Regions from separate parts of the Homo sapiens genome. Here regions 1 and 3 are each linked to region 2. Evidence: chromatin contacts called from ENCODE Hi-C or POLR2A ChIA-PET data. All regions are on one chromosome and are shown on one strand. The core of a region is the stretch at or near the end of the contact, and the rest is flanking DNA. Distances in the headings are between cores, read along the strand shown. Region 1 overlaps MYO1E (myosin IE). Region 2 holds the start of MINDY2 (MINDY lysine 48 deubiquitinase 2). Region 3 holds the start of CCNB2 (cyclin B2).

The links. Hi-C counts contacts between places; a loop is a spot of excess contacts on that map. ChIA-PET counts read pairs that join two places held with the same protein, here RNA polymerase II (POLR2A). Pooled maps may share reads with other maps.
Region 1: a loop to region 2 is called in a pooled map, with 4 times the contacts of the local background. The contact joins the enhancer-like site here to the promoter of MINDY2 in region 2. A Hi-C loop is called at or near these places in 2 of 50 pooled maps. POLR2A ChIA-PET finds 5 or more read pairs at or near these places in 2 of 52 experiments (HepG2 and naive thymus-derived CD4-positive, alpha-beta T cell).
Region 3: a map of B cell shows a loop between it and region 2 (3-fold over the local background). The contact joins the promoter of CCNB2 here to the promoter of MINDY2 in region 2. A Hi-C loop is called at or near these places in 3 of 168 maps with a recorded cell type or tissue (B cell, CD4-positive, alpha-beta T cell and CD8-positive, alpha-beta T cell), 2 of 37 single-sample maps with no recorded cell type and 11 of 50 pooled maps.

What each region holds. Positions count from the first base shown.
Region 1 is chr15:59,236,023-59,239,533 of GRCh38, reverse strand. MYO1E (myosin IE) reads left to right here. Exons shown (of 28, transcript NM_004998.4): 5 at 2,862-2,949. Among named protein-coding and RNA genes, the nearest start is that of LDHAL6B, 31 kb to the right of the region's middle. Within about 2 kb of position 2,218, at least 4 of the 41 ENCODE cell types and tissues checked have a DNase peak (open chromatin) inside an H3K27ac peak, as active enhancers do.
Region 2 is chr15:58,769,722-58,772,853 of GRCh38, reverse strand. It overlaps MINDY2 (MINDY lysine 48 deubiquitinase 2), which reads right to left and starts at 1,552. Exons shown (of 9, transcript NM_001040450.3): 1 at 619-1,552. The coding sequence starts at 1,458. MINDY2-DT (MINDY2 divergent transcript) reads left to right here and starts at 1,880. Exons shown (of 2, transcript NR_135474.1): 1 at 1,880-2,467. RefSeq lists a silencer at 1,598-1,877 and an enhancer at 1,690-2,615.
Region 3 is chr15:59,103,277-59,106,629 of GRCh38, reverse strand. CCNB2 (cyclin B2) reads right to left here and starts at 1,484. Exons shown (of 9, transcript NM_004701.4): 1 at 1,338-1,484. The coding sequence starts at 1,361. RefSeq lists an enhancer at 1,672-1,961.

The DNA of each region.
Region 1 (3,511 bases), core at 969-3,468, 470 kb before region 2:
ATTACTGTCCTTTTATAATTCTTTTTTAAATTTAATAAATTCCCCTTTATATATATTATTTTATAATTCTTATAGGGTTTGCTCACGCTTGCTCTCTCTCTCTTTCCCAGCTTGTTCTAGTAAAGTTTAAATGTGACAGTGTAAACTTAAGGAAAATATACATACTTATGGTGATATGTAGGAAGTTGAATAATAATAATGTAATGAAATTGATCAGTGGTGATTATTGTGAGGTGTGATCCCTCCCTTTTCTCTGGAAAAGCTGTTTTAAAAAATCTGAAATACACAAATTTTAAAAAATAAAAAAAATATATATATATATATTTTTTGACACAGTTTCATTCTTGTTGCCCAGGATGGAGTGCAGTGGCACAATCTTGGCTCAATGCAACCTCTGCCTCCCGGGTTCAAGAGATTCTCCTGCCTCAGCCTCCTGAGTAGCTGGGATTACAGGCACCTGCCATCACGCCCAGCTAGTTTTTGTATTTTTAGTAGAGACGGGGATTCACCATGTTGGCCAGGCTGGTCTCGAACTCCTGACCTCAAATGATCCGTCCACCTTGGCCTCCCAAAGTGCTAGGATTACAGGCACGAGCCATTGTACCCGGCATAAAAATCTAAAAAAAATAGAAAATTATGAGAAAGCACATGAAAAGGAAAAAGAGCCAGGTGTCGTGGCTCACACCTGTAATCCCAGCACTTTGGGAGGCCAAGGCAGGCGGATCACCTGGGGTCAGGAGTTGGGACCAGTCTGGCTAACATGGTGAAACCCCGTCTCTACTAAAAATTAAAAAATTAGCTAGGCATGGTGGTGCACACCTGTAATCCCAGATACTTGGGAGGCTGAGGCAGGAGAATCATTTGAACCTAGGAGGTAGAGATTGCAGTGAGCCAAGATTGTGCCACTGCACTCCAGCCTGGGTGACAAAGTGAGACTCCATTTCAAAAAAACCATTCCTATACCAGCCTCCTAACAAGTAAGGAATATTTCTTTTTCCTTGTCAATTTGTTTTTGCCCATACATTATTTTCACATAGTTGTAAACTTGTTATAAATATAGTATCTTCTATTCACATTACCACTTAACTTAGGCTGCATTATCTTTATGTTGCTACATACTCTTTGTAAGTACTTCAAATGCCTGTGCAGTATTATATTGGGTGGTTGTGCCATTGTAAGCTTGGACTTTCCAATATTCTTGAATGTTTACATTGTTTACAACTTCTAAAATGGAGTTTCATTGTTGCCAAACCGTGTAATTCCAATGAGAGAGTGTGTGTGTTGACCCTGGATCTAGTAAATACATCATCTGAGTATGTCAACCATTTGAAAAGATAATTTCCCCATGGAGTTGAATTTGCCCGACCTAGTTGCTGCCTGTGAGTAAGCATGTCCTCTGGAAGAGTGTGACACCTCGTCCCAGGCTTGCTGGTTTTCTACTTGCTACTGTAGCTTACGAAATTTCAGTTTGGTTTTCTTATTCATGTGACCAGGAAGCCAGGAGCATAGCACTAGGATGGTGAGTGACTTGCATAGGTGGGTTCAGACTTTTGCAGGTCATGAGCTCTGAACAGAGGATGGTTCCCGCCTCCCCATAATTTCTTTAAAACCGTATTATTAGTTCAAGGAAATTCAGCAAAGTTCTGAGTTTCGCTATATGGCCAGCTCAATTCTCTGTTCATTTGTTTCTTTTGTTTTGTTTTGAAATGTAAAATTATTTCAAATTTCAGTTTCCTTTTGGGAATAGGAGTGTCACCTTGCTTGGTTGTTCCCCAAGCAAATGTTTTCTCTTTCCTTGAGTAACTCAGCAATCGATAACAATTAATTTGGGCTGGATATTCATAGAAGAACATTTGCTCTGCGCCCTAAAATTTTTTATCGCGAAGCGCGAACAAAAATATTGTCCTATGAACTTGTAGCAGTCTGCATTTTTCATACTAACTCCCACCATCATTTTATATGATATGGGGTTCTTTAATTCTATCCTGGTAACACAAAGGGTACCAATAGAAAGATGAAAAATCTGACTGACTTAAGCATGTTTTGAATTGAGGTCATTATCAATTCAGGGGGATTTTGTAGGAAGAATGGGGATTTTGAAGAGCAGACTATATATTATTAACAAAAGGCTCTCCCCATGCAGGAAGGCTACCCAGCGGAAGGTGGCCTTTGTTACTCCGGATGTGATTAATATTGCTTCAAGGTTTAATTTTAGAACTTCTAAAATAAGGAAGCTTGCATCAATTCAAGGCACATGGTTTGAAACCTCAGAGTGCCCACTTTTTCTTTTCTTTTTTTAAATTACAAAAATAGCATATGCATTATAAAATGTTTGAAAACTAATGAATTAAAACAAGTTTCTCTAGTCTCTGGCTTGACCAAAGCCTTTGTTAATATTTTGTGGTAGTTCCAGTCTTTTTTTTAAGAAAAAAAAATTGTAATCATGTTTTGTATATAACTTGAATGACTTATTTCACTTAACATGATTTCATTTGCTTGTTTCCTGTGTTTACAGTCTTCATGTCAGTTGTAATTTATGTAGAATTCCACCCTTGTGATACTCCATAATTTTCCTAATCATATCCCCCATTATTGGGCATGTAAAATGCTTAATGGTCAGTGGTGTGCACAGTGGTAATTATCCACACCATGTTAATCCGGCTCACACGGGTCACATGGGCGACCTAATCCTGCTGTAACTTGCCTTTCTCTACTGGTATTGTACTTAAAAAAAAAAATTCTTTTCTGCCTGTTTTTTTTGTTTTTTTGTTTGTTTGTTTGTTTTGTGTGATGGGGGAGACAAGGAAGGGAGCTGGTCGCAATCCACTTCTCAGGTGGATTCTTTGTCTGTCTTTCTTTAGTGGTGAAAGTGGTGCTGGAAAAACAGTGGCTGCCAAATATATCATGAGCTACATCTCCAGAGTGTCTGGAGGAGGGACCAAAGTCCAGGTGAGTGGGCAGTGGCCCATTATGATACCTTATGTTATGGGAAATGTAAGAGGCTCCATTTGCTGTTAGAAAAGAATTTTTCTTCCACAGAAAAGACACTGGTTCTTCTATAACTGTGAAACTTGAAATCTGGAATGGAAAGGAATAGCATATGTATGTGTGTTTGTGTGTGTGTGTGTGTGTGTGTGTGTGTGTGTGTGTGTGTGTGTGTGTGTATATATTTTTTTTTTTTCTTTTTTGAGACAGAGTCTTGCTCTGTTGCCCAGGCTGGAGTAGTGCAGTGGCGCGATCTCGGCTCACCACAACCTCTGCCTCCCGGGTTCAAGAGATTCTCCTGCCTCAGCCTCCTGAGTAGCTGGGATTACAGGTGTGCCCCACCATGCCCAGCTAATTTTTGTATTTTTAGTAGAGACGGGGGTTTCACTATGTTGGCCAGTCTGGTCTCGAACTCCTGACCTCAGGTGATCTGCCCTCCTCGGCCTCCCAAAGTGCTGGGATTAAGGAATAGCATATTTTAAGGTAGATGTGCCTAATATATAATGAACTCCTACAAATCAATAAA
Region 2 (3,132 bases), core at 303-2,802:
GAGCCAAAGAAATGAGGCAAGTAAAAATCATGCATAAAATGAAAACAATCTTTGAAAACCAAGAAGTTACGGTAATTGGGTCTCAGACCAATGCTTTTCCTTAAATGGAATTTGTCTAAAGAGCCACATCTTCCCCATCACCATTCTCTTAAGTATCTACACACAAATGGGGCATTAGTTGGAAATCAAACTAAATATAACCATGAAAACTTAGTCCATGATATCACGGATTGATGGTAACTTCTGAAGATTACTTTCTCCAATTCTTCACTTTTTTGCATATGTGATAAGGTCAGTAAGAAAATGTAGGAAATTATAGTTTAAAATAATCATAAGATTTAAGATGCTCTAAGTCCTTCTTGTTTCTAAGTGTATCAACCACAATTGAATGTTGAACTCTTAAACACTACAAGAGAAGACTGAGGTTAGGGGCAATTCTTTTCGATATATGTATAAAGGAATATTCCTTCAACATGGAAGTCTTGGAATGAATTTCATGTAAGAAGGGGACTGATGAATGAGGAAAGAAAGGAAGCCATCACCTGACATGCAGCAGCTCCCTCACCCCGTTTTCCTCCACCCCAAAAGCTGTAGGAAGTAGAAAGCTGCAGAATGTACCTTCCAGGCCAGGAGCAAAACATTGAGGATGGCCAGCAAGGGGCAGGGTCCGTTCTCATTCTGGGTGATGATGGGTGTGTTCTCTTCCTTCCACTGGATCCACTTGATGTGATACACAGATTGTCCCGGGAAGCGTTCCTTGGAGGCCGCCAGCACCTGAGCGGTCTCCTCCCCCTCCTCCTCCTTGCACAGAGGAACAGCCCCGGGCAACACCGCCGCGCCCTCCTCCTCCTCAGGGACCCTGTTCTCCGCTCCCTCCTCACTATTGAACTCGCAGCTACTGGGAAAAGAATGCAGGTTAGAGAACGACTCCAGAGAGTCCAGGCTCGGAGATTCCCCAGGAGGGCTCGGGTCGCTGCAACTGCTGCTGAGGCCGCCGGCGCTGCTGGGCTCTTCGGAGCCGGCGGCGGTCAGTTCTGCTTGGCAGGTGCCGGCGAGATCCGGGCGGGCTCCCGCGTCTCCGGCGGTACCCAACTCATGACCCACTCCGGCCACGGCTGTCTCCGGGGAGGCGGTCACCTTGTACTGCCCTCTCAGAGGCGCCTCGGCGGCAGCAGGACTCTCCAAACCACTGTCCTTCAAGTCCAAACCCGCGGAGGAGCTGCAGGGTCCGGGAACCTCAGGAGAGCCCGCGGGAGAAGCCGAGTCCGGGAGGCTCCTCCTGGCGGCCGCCGCCCCCAGCCCATTCCCGCCGCTGGTCTCCGCCGCCCATACCCCAGGACCATCACCAGCGGCGAGCCTGGTCTCCTGTAGCCCTTCCTGCGAAGAACCTGTCCCTGACGCTGGCCCGGCCGCCACCCCGTGTTCTAGCGGCTGCAGGCTCTCGGGGCTGCTCTCCATACCGGGCCGCCCGCCCCCAGCTCTATGGAGACCGCGGCCACTTCTCCGCAGCCAGCGCCTTGGACGCCATGACAGCTGTATTGGCAGCAACAGCGCCCTGGCGCGGCCTCGGTCAGGCACGTCACCGGGGAGAGTACTAAGAACGCGCGCGGGCGCGCGCTACCGCTCTGTCCGTGCGCTCTGAGCTTGCCTCCGCCTGACTGCGCGCTGAGAGGCGAAGGCGAACCACTCAGCAGCCGCCCACGTGGCCCAGCCCTTTCCGTGCGTCCGACCGAGCTCGCTCTCGGAAGGCCGGGCGTGGAGGGCGTGGCTAGGAGGGCGCGGCCGGGGGGCGCGCCCCCGCGGCTCAGCTCCAGTAGGAAAACATCCTCTCACTATGTGGCCGGAAGTTGAACTCCCGGGCAGCTCCCTTGTGTGCGGCTTCTTTAAAGGGAAGGCAGGAGGCGGACAGCTTGGCTGTGACCCTTTAGCGCTGGGTCGCGTGTGGCCCACCCTCGGCCTGAGGCATTGTTGGGTGGTTGGAGGTGGTTGTAGTATTTGGAAAAGAACTTGTCCCTGAAGGGCTCAGGGGACTTGGTTTCTCAGCTCCTAATATGGAAAATTAAGGCATTTCTTACGAGATGCAGATTTTAAAGCAGGCATATCTACTCGACGGCTTTGGATTACTGCACTGCACAAATTCCAGTCTCTGTCGGTTTTGGCTGAGAAGAGCTGTGCTTCTCACCAGCTACTGGTGAGACATTCGCCCTACAGGAAAGGGTCGGTATGATTGTGGACATTGACATGCGTAGCAAAAGAAAGTGGCTAATTTGCGCCAATAATAATAAATTAGCTTGTATTTGAATTAGCCAAGTCTTTGCGGTTTTGCTAACTTGGCTTCACTTTGCATGGAGTGGGAAGCGCCTGCTTCTGAAAAGGTGACTTTTTTCCTAATTAGAATGGACTCCTCTTAAGGCCATGCAGTTTTCAAAGAAGAAAGACAAGCTGGACGTTTTGTTAGTAACAAAATGTATGTGGGTCCTATTCTAACTTGTTACAGAAAAGGGCTTTTTCCCCCATCTTTTTTCTTTCAACATTTTCTAGGCTGTTGGGGATAAAAAATTAACGAGACAGGTCTTCCTTCGCAGACATATAAATACCTGATACATAATTAGAATGTGATATTTTTGCACCTCTGTTGGTTAGAGAAGGCAGACAAGATTGCAAAGTAGTATTTCATTCATTCCTTTAATACATTTTAGTACCAAGTAAGTTGCTGGATGCTGTCTGTCACTGGAGATGCCATAGTGGATCACGGAGCTTATATCTTCATGGAGCTTACTGTCTTTTTTTTTCTTATTGCTATTTTTTAATACATACTTATATGTTTTTTTGTTTTTGTTTTTGCTTTTGTTTTTTTTTTTTTTTGAAACGGAGTCTCTCTCTGTCGCCCAGGCTGGAGTGCAGTGGCACGATCTTGGCTCACTGCAACCTCCGCCTCCCGGGTTCAAGCGATTCTCCTGCCTCAGCCTCCCGAGTAGCTGGGACTATAGGCGCCCGCCACCATGCCTGGCTAATTTGTTGTTGTTGTTGTTTTTGAGACGGAGTCTTGCTCTGTCGCCCAGGCTGGCGTGCAGTGGCGCGATCTCGGCTCACTGCAAGCTCCGCCTCCCGGGTTCACGCCATTCTCCTGCC
Region 3 (3,353 bases), core at 235-2,734, 330 kb before region 2:
AGTTGACCTTAACCTGCTTTAGACATAATGTGCTTGGAAATAAAACTTGCTAGGAAAAGCAACTCATACCAAAAAAAGTTTATTATAGAAGTGATAAACATTTCATTAAAAAAGAAAAAAGCAAAAAACCAGCATGTCCTATCCCTGAGAGTTCAGGGTCCCGACTCTAATAAAACTCCCAACAAGGGGTTTGAGTGGATCTACCAGGCAGAGAGAGGGGCCAGGGAAACTCAAGCCTTCCCTGAACAGAAAGGTTTTGACTATTAAATAACGTTATAGAATACATTATTATAAAAAATTACTTGTCAGTTGGACTTAGATCCACAAAAGGATATTAATTAAATGCTAAATGTATTCAATCTATTAGGATTCTCAAAAGTCACACTTCAATTTCTTCCAGCAGCAACTGCCAATCTGAAAAAGTGTTTGAAAATGTAATGCTTATGGGTAGAAGCCTGGTAATGTGACTCAATTTAAATTCATCTGGATAGGAAAATTGGCAGCTTTTATCTAACCTTATAGCCAAGATGATGGAACTCAGGTGTGTCAGGGCCCTCTAGCTTTCGGCAAAGGAAAAAAGTAGGTCCCGGTACAATTCAAGCCCACAGGAAAAATACCCAAAACACCATAACACTTTGATCTCTGCAAGGATGAAATAAATGAATTTGGACCCTTTTCTCTCAGTCTGCCACATTGGTCCAAATTATATTCAAAAACCTCTGTTACATTTGAGTAAAGAAATTAATTTTTTAAGGGGACAAACCCATTTATTAGTGAACGTAGCATGGAAGACTTAGCGTGCCGAAATAAATGGGAAACTCATACAAAAAGAAATGTGAACAATCTGAAAAACAGCCTGGCAGTTGCCTGATGAAACACGCCGTACACTTTACTGCCTACAGAACCCTTCCAGTCCTCCTCCCAGCCGCCATCACAGGTCCCTTAGTTGGCAAGGAGTTGTAAGAAAGGGGGAGGGAAATCCCAGGAACGTGGAAGTAGATAACTCTCTAGCAATGAAGAGCACTCGGGGATCGCTCGCTGAGTACTAGGCCTAGTGCTCTGGGGGCTCACTTGACAGGCGCCATCTCGGAAGCGCTTTCCTACACTTCTCCCACCCCGGGGCAGGGAGGGGTTAGGGGAGGGCGGAATCCAGACGGGGAAAGGCGGGCCGGAGAGGACCGGCCGCAGGGCCAGGGACGCGGGCGAAGCAGTGAGCTCCGGAGAAGAGAAAAGCAGCCCCGGTTGGGACGGAGAAGCTCGGAGCAGATGAGAGAAGCGACAGGGGAGCTGTGGGGCCGACGGACTCGCCTCTGAGAGCGGTCCCCGGGCACACTCACCGTCGGGCGTCGGAGCAGCGCCATGAGGGACGGGGAAGGCAAGAGTGCCAGCCCGGCCCAGGGAGGGACGCGGACTGAAAAGGGAGGACACTAGCGTACGAGGCGCCGTTAGGACTGCTCTCCGAGCCCGCAGCGCTGGGGATCTTCGACGCTGTAGCCTTGTTCCAGGATTCAAATACCGCGTCGCTTGCGCCCCATTGGGCGGCCCTGCGCACGGGTCGCTGTTCTCATTGGCCAACACAAGATGCACTCTCGCACTCTCATTGGCTGAATTTTCTTAGACACGTTTGATTGTCACAACAGCCGGTTGGGGTGTTTTTTCTGCCTACAGTCTTTTAAAAAAAAAAAAACCCCAGTCTCTGAGACAAACAAAAAGGAACTGTCTCATTGGGAAAGCAGACGTAGGACGCCTCTGAATTTTGACAAGGCCTCATCTACGAATTTCTCTCGACGTTTGTAGTGGGTGGGCGGAAGTTGGTTGGCCTTTATTCCTCTTCTGGTGTGTTGGGGTTTAAGTTGTGTTGGCCTGGGTGCAGGAACCGGCCCCTCCGGGTTGCTCAGGGATGCAGTGTGTTAGGTGGTTGAGATGCAAAAGTGTGCTTAAAAAAAGAGAGAATAATGGCGTTTACTCAAAAACCCAAATTCTCAAGTAAGGCAAAAAAAAAAAAAAAAAGATAAAAGAGATTTGTGTGACTGGTGATTCATGTAAGTTCTCCATTGTATTCCCAACACCTAGTACATCGTTTGTCGTATATGGTTGGTGCTCAATAAATGTTCGTCTAATAATCAGCCCAAGCAAAGAATTCATGTCTAAGACCCCAAAAGCAAATGCAACAAAAACAAAAATACATAAATGGGACCTAATTAAACTAAAAAGCTTCTGCACATCAAAAGAAATAATAGACAACCACAGATTAAGAGAAAATATTTGCAAACTATGCATCGGAAAAAGGCCTAGTGTCCAGAATCTAGAAGGAACTCAAATCAGCAAGAAAGAAAATAATGCCATCAAAAAATGGGCAAAGGACATGAATAGATATTTCTCAAAAGATATTCAAATGGCCAACAAATACATGAAAAAATGCTCAACATCACTGATCATCGAAGAAATGCAAGTTAATACCACAAGGAGATACCACCTTACTCCTGCAAGAATGGCCATCATTAAAAAGTCAGAAAAAAAGGCCGGGCGCAGTGGCTCACACCTGTAATCCCAGCACTTTGGGAGGCCTGTTGGGCAGATCATTTGAGCCCAGGTGTTCAAGACCAGCCTGGGCAACATGGCAAAACCCCGTCTCTACAAAAATACAAATATTAGCCGGGTGTAGTGGTGAGCACCTGTAGTCCCAGGTACTGGGAGGGGGGCGGGGGGCGGGGGGCGGGGGGCCGTGTGTTGGGGCAGGAGGATCCCTTGATCCCATGAGTCTGAGGCTGCAGTGAGCCATGATTGTGCCACAGTACTCCAGCCTGGGCAACACATTGAAACCCTGTCTAAAAAAGAAAAAAAACCTCAAAAAACAATAGTCAAAAAACAGTGTAGGCGTGGATGTGGGGAAAAGGGAATGCTTAAACACTGCTGGTAGGAATGTACAACTTCTATGGAAAAAAGTATGGTGATTCCTTAAAGAACAAAAAGTAGTTCTACCATTTGGTCCAGCAATTCCACTACTGGGTATCTACCCAAAGGAAAAGAAGTCATTATATGAAGAAGACACTTGCACATGTATGTTTACAGCAGCACAATTCACAATTGCCAACCTAAGTGCCCATCGACCGAGTGGGTACAGAAAATGTGGTATATATACACCATGGAATACTACTCAGCAATAAAAAGGAACAAAATAATGTCTTTTGCAGCAACCTGGATGGAGCTAGAGGCCATTATTCTAAGTGAAGTAACTCAGGAGTGGAAAACCAAAAACCGTATGTTTTCACTTGTAAGTGGGAGCTAAGCTGTGAATATACAAAGGCAAACACAGTGATATAATGGAATTTAGAGACTCAGAAGAGGGAGGG